2 separate regions of the Homo sapiens genome follow, and region 2 is linked to region 1. The links are chromatin loops, found by intact Hi-C in ENCODE. Cell type or tissue: ascending aorta. All regions are shown on one strand.

Region 1 (8,000 bases):
CCTCTGAAGCCACCATTCCCTGTTGGTGACCTCACCCCCTACTCCCACAGCTATAATTAAAACCTAACTGCTTCTAGCTTCCAAATCTCTAAGTCCAAACATAACTCGAGTACTAGACTTTTACACACCACTGTCCACAATATATCTGCATCTAAATATCCCACTACCACTCAAATTCCAGGTGCCTAAAATTTGAGTTGAGTGAATGCTTACATCTAATTACTAGGTTTCCAACTACAGAGGAAATGCAGTCCCAGCATCCCAGCAGCTTTTGCAGTATCTCTAAACACTAGTACACTAGCTAACATTTTCTGACGCTTTTTTGAGAATAGGAACTTGTAGAGTCACCATGCCTAGGTGTGCTAGTTGGAGGGTAAGGTTTTCACCTCAGGAAAGGGAAGAACTGGAACAGGGAGTAAAAGGAGGCCTCCAGGTTTAGCCACTCTGTTAACACTTACAGGTAATTCACATAGGACAAGATAAATGTCATTATTTATAAACTAACTTTAAACCACCCAAAACTATCACCATAAAAAAGAAATGAAAACTGAATGTAAAATATTTTAAATTTCAAATAAATACTACCTTTAAAACATTAATAATTAATGTTTATATTTTTCCTTAAAACTTTCTTTAAAGACAAGATGAAAGTATACCTAGAGGGACCTGTTTTCCTAACTGATGTTAGAAAACTGATGTGTCATTTGAGCTAACCTCAGAATCAAAACTTTGGCATAATTCTGGAGAATGTGGTCACCAGAAAGCACAGGTAAGGAATTAGAAAAGTGTAACATACCCATGCTGGCCTTGGCTCCCAGGGCCTCCACTGCAGCCATGGTATGCACAATGATGCCCTTGGGGAACTCGGACCAGGTCGGTGGCTTTCCATCAACAGTGATGATGTGCCGCAGGCGTGGGACCAAAGAAACTATATCCTAGAAATACACCAACATTCATCACGTTCATTATTTTTCAAGCAGCTTAGCGAATAAGAATACTAGTTTACCATATTCGGTGAATCATTAAGTAATTTCTTGCCTCAAAAAAGAAAGAAGAAAGGGTACACTGGCATAATATCACTTTTTACAGATGATTAAGTATTGGTCTGAATTTAAATTATTATTTTATAGCATTAGATTCACTGTGTGTACCCTTGGCCTTTGGTAAAACCCTGATCAAGAAGGGTACTGCCTTATAAAACGGGCATGTAAACACAGGTTGCCTAAACTGTAGAGAAACCAGAAGCCCCTCATATTTTCAAGAGACTACATAAAAATATATGGGGGAAGGAGGAGAAAATTCACATGCAAACTTGTTCAAAATTTTCTTTTTGAACAAGTTTACATGTGAATTTTCTCCTCCTTCCCCCATATAGAATAGCCCAGATATTTCTGGGAGTTGTCTAGAGACCAAAGAAACTCTTTTTACTGTAATATAATTAAAAGTCTCCCTTTTTAACTTCCAAACAATTCTGAAAACTTGTAATTACTTAATGCTTCAGAAGTAAAATAAAAATTACTAGTTTAAAATATAACCCTTCAAAATTACAAATTTACTAAAAGTAAACTAGAAAATAGATGAGCACAATAAGAGAAAAAGTAGTCGTAATTTCTTCAATTTAAACATAGGCATCTTAACAATTTATAACTCTGGATTACTTATACATGAATATATACAAAATCTACTTTTTATTTTCTAAAGGAAAAAATAAAGTATGATATTCATAAAAGTCCACAAAGATTAAGGACTTAAAAGTCATAAAAGAACTAAGTATCAATAATAGGGCTCATGACACTGAAAATTCTAAAGTATCAGACAGTTAGAAAGTAACTAGAGTCCTCACCTTCAACTTTGTTTGTAAGAGTTCTTTACTAGTAATGATGTTGGTCACCTCTGTTTCATTTAATGCATGAACAATGGCTGGACCTCCTAGAGTGGCATATAATGTAACAACTAAAAGGAAAAGCAGCAGCCAGTCAAATATTCAAACATTTAACTACAAATGTAAAGTCTCTGAATGTGGAGATGAATCATAATAACGCATTAGGAGCCCTAAACTGTTAAATCCACAGTCTATAAGTGTTATGTTTTTTAAAGTTATCTTATCATACTAATCAACATTACACCTACTCATCCTCCCCTAAATGCCCCAAGATTTCCAATTTTTAAAGATGAAGATATTTAAATTTTTATTTTGTTTCACTTACAGATGTTACTCTGGGACTACCACATTGTGAAGGAATTATAACTGATTTCTAAGACTTCAAATTCTTAATTGTTGGCCACTTGGCTTTACAATGTGAAAAAGAACATATACAAATAGGATGACACACTGAATGTCAGATTTACGGTGTATGTCAAGAAAAGAGCACAAACAAGTGGCAGTACCGTTTATTCTCAAGCAAAAATATCTAAAGACAAACATTCTCTGAAATGCTGAAATTACATAACATGAATAGTGTAGATTTTTATTTACTTTCTGCCTAACTCAAAAAAGATACACAAAATGACTTTGAAAATAATTCTTTTAAAGCTCCTCAAAAGAAACAATGTAAATCCAAACCTGTGACAACAAAAATGGAATGTTTGTTTAAAAGAAAAGGTGTAGGAGGCCTAGCACGGTGGCTCACGTTTATATTCCCAGCACTCTGGGAGGCCGAGGTGGGCGGATCACAAGGTCAGGAGATCAAGACCATCCTGGCCAACAGGGTGAAACCCCATCTCTACTAAAAATACAAAAAATTAGCCGGGCATGGCGGCATGCGCCTGCAGTCCCAGCTACTCGAGAGGCTAAGGCAGGAGAATTGCTTGAACCCGGGAGGCAGAGGCTGCAGTAACCTGAGACTGTGCCACTGCACTCCAGCCTGGCGACAGAGTGAGACTCCATCTCAAAAAAAAGAAAAAGAAAAGGTGGAGGAATTTACAGCAAGAAATCTGGTGAAAGTGTATTTTCTGTTTCATCTGAAGGATGAGACTAAACATCCACAAATTACTGTCACATTTTGGCACCGAGACCTCTGAACTTATGCTTCCAGAACTATCTCACAGACTGAGCCACCACAATTACCATTCAGATAATTACAATATGAAAACTCTATTGTTTAACCTGCACCTTGAAGTTCACCAGGTTTCAGTATGGAAGTGTTTCGGAGGTCAACTGTTGTTACTGATAGAGGTGACAGAACAAAATTGACAGTAACTTCTAAAGAGGATTCCTGAGAAATGGTATTGGAACAACGGCCCCTAAGTGTAGGTCTAGTTCTCAAGACCTGAAAGTCTCCCATGAAGAGGTTCAAGCCTCACTGCAACACTGATTGGTACAATTTGTCATATAATTGATTTATTTTCCAAAATAAACCAAAAATTCCAAGTCACAACAGAGTTCTCCACTAACTGGACACTGGGTGAAAATTAACATCAGAATTTTAACCTCTTCAGAGTAAAGTATTTCAATAAATATCAGTTAAGTTCATTCTTCCAGAAGATAAGAAAGTCTACATACGCTGAAAATTATACATAAAACACGCCTGTGCAGCTATCATCCACTCGGCCCTGGTCTCACAGAAGATGGCGATGTTGGTCTTTGGTTTCTGACCCAACATCTGTAATCCATTTCCAAAATTAAAGGCTCGAACAAAGACATCTTCATAGGAAAGCCAATTATACTGTCCAAGAATAACCTGATAAAACAAAAAAAAATTTTTTTAATGTAATCAAAATAATAATTTACAGAAGAAACCAGAATATCGTCCAAATGTTATGATGAACCAGAAAGTTACGTTTGCATAGAATTATCTTTTTAATAAAAAGCCAGAAACTGAGTTTGAGTGAAAAATCTATTTTAAAAATTAGCTATTTTGTGACATCTTCTATAACAACTCAAATCTTATATTGTAACTGGGGGGTTTTTTGGCTTTATTTTTGGTTTTCAAAAATATTGAGAGTTTGATAGGCTCGTAAAGGTCAACTGCCTGGCCAAATGGTCATACACTAATAATCTACTTATAAATTTCACCTATTTAAATGATGTAGGTGTTAACTTAATATTTAGCCTAGTACCAAGTACCGCAGATGCCAAAATTTTAATTTCTCTCTATTTAGGAATTCCTAAATGTCAGTATCAGACGGTATAAAATGATTCACAGAAACTTTCTCTATCCAAGCTAACAGAAATCTTTATGATTGCTGAACTTGAATTGCCATACCAAACTCTGGATAAGCAAAAGCAAAGTAAACAAGTTTCTGTTTACATAACCAGGTGGACTAGTTATATTATTCAAAGTCCCTCTATTCAAGCCTTAAATGCTTACTGGCACCGCCAGGTTTTCAATATTTTATCTGTTTATCGTAAGTGCTGGTAATACCAAATATGCATTAGTAAAAACTCCCTTTTGAAGTTTTTTAACATATTGTCTTTAGAAATTTTCCTCAACTTAGACAAAACCATAAATCCCTAATTACATACGGACTGTATAAAAAGCTCCTCTCTCTGCAAAAATATATAGGTAATTAATTCCCAAACATGGCTGTGTCAGTAATATACATCTCAAACACCTTAAAATCATCTGACCATGTTCATTTTATAAATGTAAACATTTAAGAAATTTCTAGAAGAGGTTGGATAAAAACGGAAAAGGATAAATGCTGCCATCTAGTGTCCCATGCAATTACGCATTTAAGAAATAAATTTTTATTTTGATGGATAAAGCAACTGCATTTAAGATGGTACTTATTTACTTTACTGGTCCCAAACTCTCACCTTGCTCTTTACCCCCATGAAATGCTCAGCACAGGGAGCTCCAATGACTTCAAAAGGAGCTCTGTGAGGGTTAGAAGACAGATGACAACTTGGCCAAAATGTGCAGGAACTGGATTATAATTATTAAGAATTTTACACTCTAAAGGTTAAGAATGCACTACCTTCCAGATTCTAATATGTAAGTGACAGGATTTATAAATTTCAAAGACTATGTGTGTTCTGAAAAGGTGTTTGATATATAATCTAAATATGTAAACTCATGCAATGATGCCACCATGTGGCAAAGGAATCAAATGAGCGTAAGATTTCCACATATGTAAAAAATAAAATATAAAACGAAATCTGAATCTCATGATTTTAATTCTTTAAACCACTGAATCATCTAGTAATTATGTTTTTCATAAATATTACATTTAGAGGACACTACCCACTCTATATTGTATCTGATTTGTGCTGGAAAAGTTTCTAATCCTAACTTTGTCCCTATGGCTAGCCCAAGACAAGATTAAACTATTTATTCCTTGCCAATATCATTGAACACTGCTGCAGAACAGCCAACCTTATTAAATCTAGGACCTCAACACCCTGAAGCAATCCTATCATACATCCCTGGTCTATTCGTTTTCTCACCCTCTGAAATACCTCTGAAACCTTCTCTCTATTCAAATAGCCTCCTCTGGGCAGGTGCACTGGCTCATGCCTGTAATCTCAACACTTTGGAAGGCTGAGACAGGCAACTCATTTGAGGCCAGGAATTCGAGACCAGCCTGGGCAACACAGCAAGACCCCATGTCTAAAAAAGTGTAAAAATTAGCCAGACGTGCAGTACATGCCTGTCGTCCCAGCTACCTAGGAGGCTGAGGCAAAAGGATCACCTGACCCCAGGAACTCAAGGCTGCAGAGAGCTATGATCATACCACTACACTCCAGCCTGGGCAAGAGTGAGACCCTGTCTCAAAATACACACACACACACACACACACACACACACACACACACACACACGTACACACACACCTTCCACCCTTCCTTCTCTCTACTTACAGGTGGTAATCTTGTCTCCTACTGAAAACCTCTTTAAGCACTAGGACTTGTTTTACTTTCACTATTTAGAAATATTTCAAAATTACACACATTCCTGTCTTCTTCAGTAAAGTACACCTGGCTTCATTTAACCATTCTCTCTGCAACTGAAGATCACTATGAAAAAATTATTCTGAGGGGAGCCACAGAGTAAAAATATTCAAGAGATCTGGATAGTTGTAATAATCATGATAATGATAATGAGGGTAACTAACCTTTATTAGTGCTTACTACATGCTAAGGACACGGCAAGTGTTAACTTATTAAACTCTTACCATACCTGTAAAAAACTGTTACTATTATTATCCCTATTTTACACATGAGAATATGGAGATGTAGAGTAAATATAACTTGTTCAAAATCATGTAACTAATAAGTAATGGGACTAGAATATGAACCCAGGCAAACTCATTCCAGAGATTAAGCATAAAATCACAATGCTTCAACTGCACTGTAGAAAGAAGTCCGGGTCTTATTAAGCAGGTGAGTAAGGTGGCCTGATTAACAATTGTGAAAAATCATTTTTATGCTGTGTGTGAGTGAATTACAGTTGGGGGCAAGTGTGGAAGCAAGGAGGCCTGCTAAAAAAAAGGCGGGGGGAGGCTGTAAGGGATGTAAATCAGACACCCCTGATTTTTTGGCTTCAACAATTTGGTATGCAGCAGTGCCTTTAATAAATAGGATGAAAGGAGAGGGACAGTTTGGAAGGGGAAACTAAGAGAAGAGTAATATAATAACCAACCCACAAATCCCAGCCAAGAGACTGACCATAATTTGTTACATATAGCATGATGCAAATGTCCTAATAAATCAGAAAATAAGTTTTATACACATACACAAACAGGGTAAAAAAATGTGACTAAGAAATAACACAAAAGACGGCATTAAGAAAGAGGAAAAGAAAGCTAAGTCAACTTACAAGGACATAAATGAGTGTTTCTATTATCTTTTTGGATCAATTTAGAAGGAATGTCATAGTGAAGTCTTCTCTAAGCACCATATTACATAATCCCTCATTCTCTTCTTATTTTTATAAAATATCTAAGAAAAAATCAAGTGTTTCTGATGGCTCACAAAGTATATGAGCCAGCTTGTACTCTTTTCTGTTTCTATTTTTAGTCTTTGCAGCTTTGTTCTATTTCAGGTATACATGTATTTTAAGGTTGTCCTGAAATCATTTCACTGTTCATTTCAAGACGACGTTAGTGCAATGCATTTACTGCTGGGAACACTGGAATCAGGTGATGCTGACACAGGTTCCAGCTCTTAACTCTGCTACAGTTTTATAAAACCATATGAAACTTAAAAGGACCCTGAAAAGGCCTGCCAAGCAACCAAGTGCCTTTTGTTTTTCTGTCCCCCAAGGAAGAATCTGGTCGTAGTGAAGCTGGTGGCTACTCTACCTTGGACACAACGAGAGCAGGGTCATCGCCACTGCCTTTTTTCATCCACTCATCCTCCCCTCAGGACCTCAAAATAGACTGTTGGGATAAGATGGAAACAAAGCTTCAAAGTTCATTAATTTGAAATAAGGCTTGTGCATCTTTCCTTCAACCATATCAGATACAACATTCTGGGGTTAATCCCCAAAAGTCTTACTCAAAAAATATTTTAAATATTGCTACAACATTCGTTTTCTTTTCCAGTTGAAGATTATCTTCAAATATGGAAACTATTTAATGAAGACACACTTCACTGAGCTTGATCAGCTAGCAGGCACTAATAGCAGAAAGTACACAGCTTAACCCACCAGTTGTGAAAGTTCCCCTTTTCAACACCCTAGGCAGATGCTGCTACTGATGCAATGCAATGGGTGTAACAAGAAACCAAGAGAGGGGAAAACGAAAAAGGCCTAGCATGTTTAACATGCAGCTGAGATACCCACTCTGCAGTCTGCAGATCACTGCCACAGCTGCAACACAGAATGAACAGAAACTAAAGCCTCAGCTAACCAGCGACACTGCACACTTTCTTCTTGAGTATGGCCAAGAGAAACTACTTGTTTCATTTATTATATGCAAAATCTAAAAATTAATTCTACTTTCCCAATGAACCTAAAGAAAACTATAACATGTTCCCAAGACACAGTCTAGACACAGCCTTCTGAACAAAGTTTGATGAACCACAAATGCCAATTTCATAGCAAATGCTAGTAGGC
Region 2 (8,000 bases), 230 kb after region 1:
ACAAAATTTCCTACACTGCTTACCTTTGGAGCACTTTGTAAGTTTGTAATTTTTCATAGCCAAATCTTTAGTAATGTATTCTATTAATAAGTTAACATCTTGGCAGGTAATGGGCTAGGTCTTTAAAATGTCATTCAGTCATTACTAGGTCTACCACTTGTTTGTTTAGGTAGGTTGTGCACTACTGAACTCTAGAGGACACCATTTATATTGCATTCTAAGTAAAAGGATCCCCTGCCCCTGGAGTTGTTCAGTGCACAACCTGCACAGCTGTATGTGGTGGCCTTGATATTTATCATGGCGAATTTTTACACAGAACCAAAAAGTATATTCTCCAAGAGGCTGCAGTGGATTTTCTGAATATATAATGGCCTGTTTTCAGATATTCTATATGGATCATTATTTTCCAAACCTGGATTTATAATATAAATGTGATATCGTTTGACTGTGCCCCCACCTAAATCTCACCTTGAATTGCAACTCCCACAATTCCTTCATGTCGTGGAAGGGACCAAGTTGGAGGTAACTGACTCGTGGGGGCAGGTCTTTCTCATGCTGTTCTCGTGATAGTGAATAAGTCCCATGAGATCTGATTGTTTCATAAAGAGGAGTTTCCCTGCACAAGCTCTCTCCTTGCCTGCCGCCACCCATGTAAGACGTGACTTGCTTCTCCTTGCCTTCCACCATGATTATGAGGCCTCCCCAGCCATGTAGAACTGTAAGTCTTTCAAACCTCTTTTTCTTCCCAGTCTTGGATATGTCTTTATCAGCAGTGTGAAAATGAACTAATACAAAATGGTTAAAAAAAAAAAAAAAAAAAACAAGACATTTGACAACCTAGATCACTTGCCAGATCTCTACATGTTTCCAATAAGTATAGTCTGACTTTGGTAAATTGTTCATTTAAAACAGTTAGATAATTGTTCGGTCTGTATTTCAGGCTTTCCCATGTAAAAATAACTTAAAAGATTCCTTTTCAGATTTCACATGTTCTACATACTCTTGGAGGAAAATATAGGAAAGAATAAAGACAAACATACAAACCAGTCTTGAACTACATTTCAGAAATAATCACTTTTTAATGTCTTATGTTTCTTTCCATTCTGGGTTTTATCCATTTTTATTTAGTCATAACAGAAAGTGTTAGACAGTCTTTATAAAGACATAGCATATCTCATCACTTGAAGAAAATGATATGCTAATTTTACTCTGGGTTTCTATTATGGGAGGAATTATGACAGGATTCTGAATGACCAACTGCCCTCTTAAGAGGCAGAGGATGCTGGGTTAGAGGTAGAGAGCCTGAGCCTGCCTAGATGGGTTTGAACCTTCACTGAGGTCAAGACATGCCATTCTGCTCTGTGTGAACCTGAGTGAGAGTTGGGTGCATCTCTTCCACCAGGAAGAGGGCCTCTTGGGTTTCCACACCCCTGGCTCTCCTAGCTTGCCTCTGGCCACTCCTCCGTTTTCCCTCAGGCTCCTTGTCTTCAGGCCATCCTTCAATGCTGCTATTTCTTAGGGGTCCTTCCTTATCTCTCTTGTCCTCTAACCTCATCTACACCCATGGATTCAACTACCATTTATGTATGCTGAGTTCTCCCAAATCCATCTGTCAGGAGATCTTCCTCCTGAGGTTCCAGGCCCATATCTCCAAATGCCCAATTGACAGCTCTACAGTGACAGCTCTAAGACACCTCAAACTACACGTCTCCAAACCGAATGCATTAAATTCTCCCTTAAAGTTGTCCCTCTTCCAACATTATTTATCAAGGTGAATGGGACCATCATCTATCTGGTCAAAACACAGCTTCTTCCATATGTAGCCACATTCTCCTTTCTTAGCCACCACATTGACTGATCATTCATTCATTTAAAAGCATTTATTGAGCACCTGCTACTGGCCAGGTACTGGGCTAAGTATTGATAATAATGACAAAATAGTTACTGACTTCATGAGGATGAATCAATCATTAAGTCTTAGAGACTGTATCAAATATTTTTGATATTAATCTCCTCTTCTGTATCTCCAGTGCCATTGCCACTGTTAGCATAGCCCTTATCACCTCTCCCTTCATCACTCAACAGGCCGCTTCCATCATCAGTCTCCAGGCCTACCTGCCTGTAACCACGTTCCAAGCTGCTGCCTGAATTATCTTTCTATCACACCAAATCCATCAGATCCCTCCTTTGCTCAAAATCCCTCCAAGTTCCCCATGGCTTATCTACAAAATAAAATCGAAAGTCCTCTGTATGGTATATAAGGCTGTTGTGATCTGATTCTGTTACCTGTCCAGCCTTAAGGGGTAAACAGAAAGAAGTATGAACCTGAAACGCAGTTGGCTCTGGCTGACACCTGATAGGTATAGATACACCCAAAATGGGACAAGAGGAATGGGTTGGAGGTGGGATTTAAAAGGACTTACAGATGCAGAATCCTATTGGGTAAGAGCAAAACAGACTGCTGTCAACAAAGGCCCTCTGAAGCCCTATGGTTCCTTACTACGTGAGGTCTGGTGCCTATGTCTGTCAGTCTTTCACACCCAGAGAGGCAGCCGCTTGGGCAGGCACAGTGGAGAGGGGCAGCCTTGGACCAAGGGCTGTCCTAGGAAGCTGGTTCTGGGAAGTATAGATAATTCTTTAGACTTAGAAACAAGGATAGTCCAAACCTCCACTGGCTGAAAGTTTGAGTATTTCTATTTACCTTTTAAGGAACTGAAGGTTGTACCACAGAAAACTATTCATGATGTCAGAAACCAGTGATTGCTGGGCGCAGTGGTGCATGCCTGTAATCCCAGCGCTTTGGGAGGCCGAGCTGGGTGGATCACCTGAGGTCAGGAGTTCTTGACCAGCCTGGCTAACATGGTGAAACCCCGTTTCTACTAAAAATACAAAAAATTAGCCTGGCATGGTGGTGCAAGCCTGTAATCCCAGCTGCTTGGGAGGCTGAGGCAGGAGAATCACTTGAACCAGGGAGGCAGAGGTCGCAATGAGCCAAGATCACGCCATTGCACTCCCCAGCCTGGGCAACAAGAGCGAAACTCCGTCTCAAAAAAAATAAAATAAAATAAAATAAAAAATAAATAAATAAAAAGAAACCAGGGATTGCAAACAGCTTTCCTCTCCAAAGCCAACTCTAGTAAACTGCAGTGGCTGTAGGGGCACTATACGGAGAAAGACTCTAAGATGGAGTATATGTGTCTGATAAGGCTATGGAGAAGGGGGTACCTACATCTCTTGTCCATGAATTTGCCAAACCTGCTCTTAACTATACGACTCAAACTCACTGCGGCAATGCTTTGAATAAGCAAACATTACACTTTAAATATGTTTCTGTGCTTTTGTGAAATTTAAACATTTTTCTCTGTAATTGTCTTCCTTTTATAAAACTCTAACACAATGTATACAAAACAAGGAAGAGAAGTAATTCCCCCCCAACCCCACTTTCGGTGGTTAAGAGGGGGATAGTGCACCCTCTGCAGGCCAGATGCCGGATCTTCCGGTAGCTTGGAGGGTTTAGTGCGCCCTCTAGTGTGCCCTCGGGACCAGGCTGGACTTTGAAAACAACCTGAAAACTCAGCGGTGAATTCTGGTACCTGGGTGCTTAGTGATATGCTACCAGGTATATAATGACAGTAGTGACTTGAGAGATTAATAGGACGTAATAAAAGTCTAGAGGACCATGAACAATTCTTTTTTTTCTTTCTTTCTTTTTTGAGACGGAGTATCGCTCTGTCGCCCGGGCTGGAGTGCAGTGGCAAAATGTTGGCTCACTGCAACCTCCACCTCCTGGGTTCAAGCAGTTCCCCCACCTCAGCTTCCTGAGTAGCTGGGATTACAGGCGCCCACTACCATGCCCTAATTTTTGTATTTTTAGTAGAGACGGGGTTTCACTATGTTGGCAAGGCTGGTCTCGAACTCCTGACCTCAAGTGATTCACCCCACCTCGGCCTCCCAAAGTGCTGAGATAACAGGTGTGAGTCACTGCCCTCGTCTCTTTTTATTTATTTTTTTAATTGTGATTGGGTCTCTCTCTGTCACCCAGACTGAAGTGCAGGGGCACCATCTCCGGTCACTGCAGCCTTGACCTCCCAAGCTCAGGTGATCCTTCCACCTCAGCCTCCTGAGTAGTTGGGACTACAGATGTGTGCCACCATGCCCAGCTAATTTTTGCATTTTTTGTAGAGACAGGGTTTTGCCATGTGGCCCAAGCTGGTCTCAACCTCCTGGGCTCAAGAGATCTGCCCGCCTCAGTCTCCTAAAGTGCTGGGATTACAGGCGTGAGCCACCGCGCCCGGCCTGGACTCTTATTTCTGAGCCAAGTTATTTTTCATCTAGGAAGACAGCAAGTTGAATATGCTTAGTTTTATCACTGCTGTTACTTCAAGACACAATGAAAGACATTTTCCATTTCTAGTATTCGTAACAGCATGCATGGTGCCTCTCCAAGGGTGTGATTTGTCACTTACTTGATCCCTGATTTCTTTTTCTACATCTGAATACACAAACTGCATTCATTACTTTATTTGATCATTGTGTTAATATTCATTGAACATTTCTATGTTCCAGGCACCATGCTGGATACTTGGGATGGAACAGAAAAGAAGACACAGTTTGTGTTTCTGCCACTTACAGTCCAGTGGGGGAGGGCAGGAAACACCCAGACACCATAGGAAGTGCCAGATGAGGATAAAACAGGTTTTACTCTAAGAGACCATAAACACACATGGGCCTGGGAGGGAATGTTCTGTGTGCTCCTGCTACCCCAAAGCACTGTGGAAACAGTGATCTGCCATCACTTACCAACACTCATCACATATTCTCGAAAGACAGGACACCAGAACCAAAGTGGCAGCACGTGAAGATATGAAGTAAAGCCAGGAAACAGGTCCTTGAAGTCAGAATAATTTACAGAAAAATTCCCAAAGGCTCCAACTGCCATTATTCCATGGGGGTGAAACCCAAATATATAGTTGTGACTTGGATCCAAATCTTGAGTTTTGATAAGCTACAGCACATTCATATTGAGATTTTAAAAAAAAGAAACTTCCCTTATTATTTTCCAATGAGAAACAAAAGGACTAGTTTTTATGTCAAGAGAAAATGGAGAACATGACTCATTTTTGTTCCCTGGGTTGGAGCTGTTTCCAAATTTCTAAACTATCTTCTGAGCCCAGATCCCTTTATATATAGCCTTCTAGATTTTGTCAAGTCAGCTTACAGTTCATTTAGTAATTGGAACCAAATTGCAGCCTTTCTCCCTGCTATGGTTTGAATGTTTCCCTCAAAAGTAAGTGTTTAAAAACTTAATCCCCAACGCAACGGTGTTGGGAGGTGGGGCCTAATGAGAGGTAATTAGGAATGAAAGCAGAGTGAATGGATTAACGCCATTATCACAGAAGTGGGTTTGTTATCTTGGGAGTGAGTTCCTTATAAAGGAATGAATTCAACCCCCTCTTGCTCTTTTTTGCCCTCTCCTGCCCTTCTACCTTGCGCTATGGGCTGATGCAGCAGGAAGGCTCTTGCCAGATGCCAGCATCTTTGGTATCTTGCCAGATCCCAGCCTCCACAACTGTGAGAAAAAAATTTGTTTTCTTTATAAATTACCTAGTCTTTGGTATTCTGTTACAGCAGCACAAAACAGACTAAGACATCCCCTCTGAAAAAGAAGCTTGAGATATATGTGATGAAAACAAATTTCCACTCTTCTCCTAAATCAAAATAATACTTTATAAAACAACTGTACTCACATGAATTGGAAAATAGTCCTTAAAGTGTTTCCAAAGAGTCCAATTTTTGATCCAGCTGGATCTCCTGCCTCCTCGCTCTGGGGTATGCCAGTCAAAGTAAAGCCACATCAAATAAGGGATGTAAAGGAACAAATAGTTGTGTATGATCAGCATCACAGTGATTCCAATGGACATCGGCCCTGTAAGAAAAGAAAAAGTCTCATGGAATCAGTCTGTTAGTATCTGCTCACTGCAGTGGCCCATGGCAGGGGGATTAATACATATAAGATATGTCAAACTGAGCCTCAGTTCAGGTAAGGTAATATAACAAGACAGTAATGACACAGTATTATTTAACATTTATTGGGTGTTTACTATATGCCAAGCATCGTGTTATGGACCCTGCCAAGGTATTTTTATTTAATCGTCGTATAGCCACATACCAATAAAGTAGCCACAGTACTCTTTATTTTTGAAGGGGGAGGTGGAAGGAATCGGTAGAGGAAACACTGAGCCATAATGTTCTTTTTAAAAAAGAGAGAATGGAAGCTTATCGAAGGGTTAAGTGAGTTGCCCAAGCCACACAGCATATAAGTGGTTGATCTGTCTGATGTTAAGGTCTAACTACTTAGTCATAGCTTTACATTGGCTCCCCTATGTGAACATATGGAAGAATCATCACCGACAGGAGGGATGTAGAGAATTTCCTACTACAGAAAATTCCATCTTCCTACCTTGACCAAGCAGCCATTATTCATGTGCCCACAAAGAGGGCACATTCTAGCAACAAACTTCATTTTCAGGAACTCTACTGTCAGAGACAGAAATAGCAAAGGTGGGACTCTTCAGATCTTAGCATGCATCACTTCTTGCAACATGTGATAATGAGAGAGCAATCCTAATTGTTTATGCACCTAATAACATAGCTTCAAAATACACGGGGCAAAAACTGTCAAAACTTGACTTGGGTTGTAGTGACAAGAATGGTTACCTTCAAGTAACACATGAAGCTCAGCTATACATTTTTTAAATGTCTATGTTATATACTACAATTAAAAAATTATGAAAAGAGAAACATGCTAACAAGAGAATGTTCATGAAGACATAAACCCTGGCACATAGCAAATCTTCACTAAATGTCAGCTACTATGACTTTAAGGAATGCCGTTGCTGCTTTCTCTTCTATAACACACTGCAGTCTCCAATCTAGGGTTCATTTCCACCCCCAAACTCTTATCTACTGCCAATCAACTTTGTTAAAGACAACCCTGTCCCCAAATGATCCACCAAAGTATCTGAGAAATAGCGTTTAATCTGTTATTGAAATATATACATATATACTGACATACATGTTTTACCAAAAACAACATTTATATATATTTTTTCTTTCTTTCTTGTTCTTTCTTTTTTTTTTTTTTTTTTTTTTTTTTGAGATGGAGTCTCACTCTGTTGCCCACACTAGAGTGCATGGGTGCAATCTTGGCTCACTGCAGCCTCTGCCTCCTGGGTTCAAGCGATTCTCCTGCCTCAGCCTTCCAGGTAGCGAGGATTATAGGCGCGCACCACCACGCCCAGCTAATTTTTGTATTTTTTAGTAGAGACAGGGTTTTGCCATGTTGGCCAGGCTGGTCTCAAACTCCTGACCTCAAGTGATCCACCCGCCTCAGCCTCCCAAAGTGTTGGGATTACAGGTGTCAGCCACAGCACCTGGACTATTTATATTTCTTGATACATATAAATCAATAAATTTCTCAGATATATCATTGAACCCAGTCAGGAAACTGACTTGCTGCTCTCTCCAGAGTTGGTTAAAGGTTGAAAGACTGGATGAAAGGTTAAGGTAGCATGTGTCCTCCACACCTCTGTGGGGTATCCTGTTACCTTCTGGACCCACCAGAAAAGCTTCCATGAGTCCAAAGCATGCTGTAAAGAGTGCCCTCTGCCCTCATTCCTACCAGGATCATTCCATTTTGCTTCCTCTGCTTTCTTCTATCCAGATCTGAGTACTGATGATTTGCCACTATTGGTTAGTTTTCTGTTTATTTTGGTAAGATGTGCAAAAAAATGACAGGAAACATGTGGGCCTCATTCTTTTGTACTCAAAGTTTGATCAGATAAGCTACAGTGAAATAGGGCAGGGAAAGAATAGTTATTGAGTGGAGAACGATTATCCTTCACTGTATATAGGGCATCTCATTTATTCCTCTTTGAAACCCCAAGGTACACGTTATTGCCCCATTTTACAGTTGTAGAAACTGAGGCTCAGGGAATTTG

The links. Hi-C counts contacts between places; a loop is a spot of excess contacts. Peaks named below come from ENCODE experiments on the same cell type or tissue, not always from the same donor. Only the 100,000 strongest peaks of a DNase experiment are listed, where the experiment ranks them.
Region 2: it touches region 1 in a loop (3-fold over the local background); 42 of 110 quality-filtered maps call a loop at or near these places.

Annotation. Positions count from the first base shown.
Region 1 is chr2:222,911,999-222,919,998 of GRCh38, reverse strand. It overlaps ACSL3 (acyl-CoA synthetase long chain family member 3), which reads right to left. Exons shown (of 17, transcript NM_004457.5): 5 at 3,503-3,680; 6 at 1,844-1,953; 7 at 797-935. It overlaps ACSL3-AS1 (ACSL3 antisense RNA 1), which reads left to right and starts at 398. Exons shown (of 3, transcript XR_923949.3): 1 at 398-460; 2 at 640-769; 3 at 2,210-3,345. In ascending aorta, CTCF peaks have their summits at 3,576 (motif pointing right) and 4,652 (motif pointing left); no DNase peak of the experiment used is centred here; H3K27ac peaks cover 312 bases.
Region 2 is chr2:222,686,270-222,694,269 of GRCh38, reverse strand. It overlaps MOGAT1 (monoacylglycerol O-acyltransferase 1), which reads right to left. Exons shown (of 6, transcript NM_058165.3): 2 at 5,748-5,926; 3 at 4,801-5,005. Among named protein-coding and RNA genes, the nearest start is that of MOGAT1, 19 kb to the right of the region's middle. RefSeq lists a silencer at 5,457-5,659. In ascending aorta, CTCF peaks have their summits at 182 and 3,488 (motif pointing left); a DNase peak (open chromatin) is centred at 3,509; H3K27ac peaks cover 1,828 bases.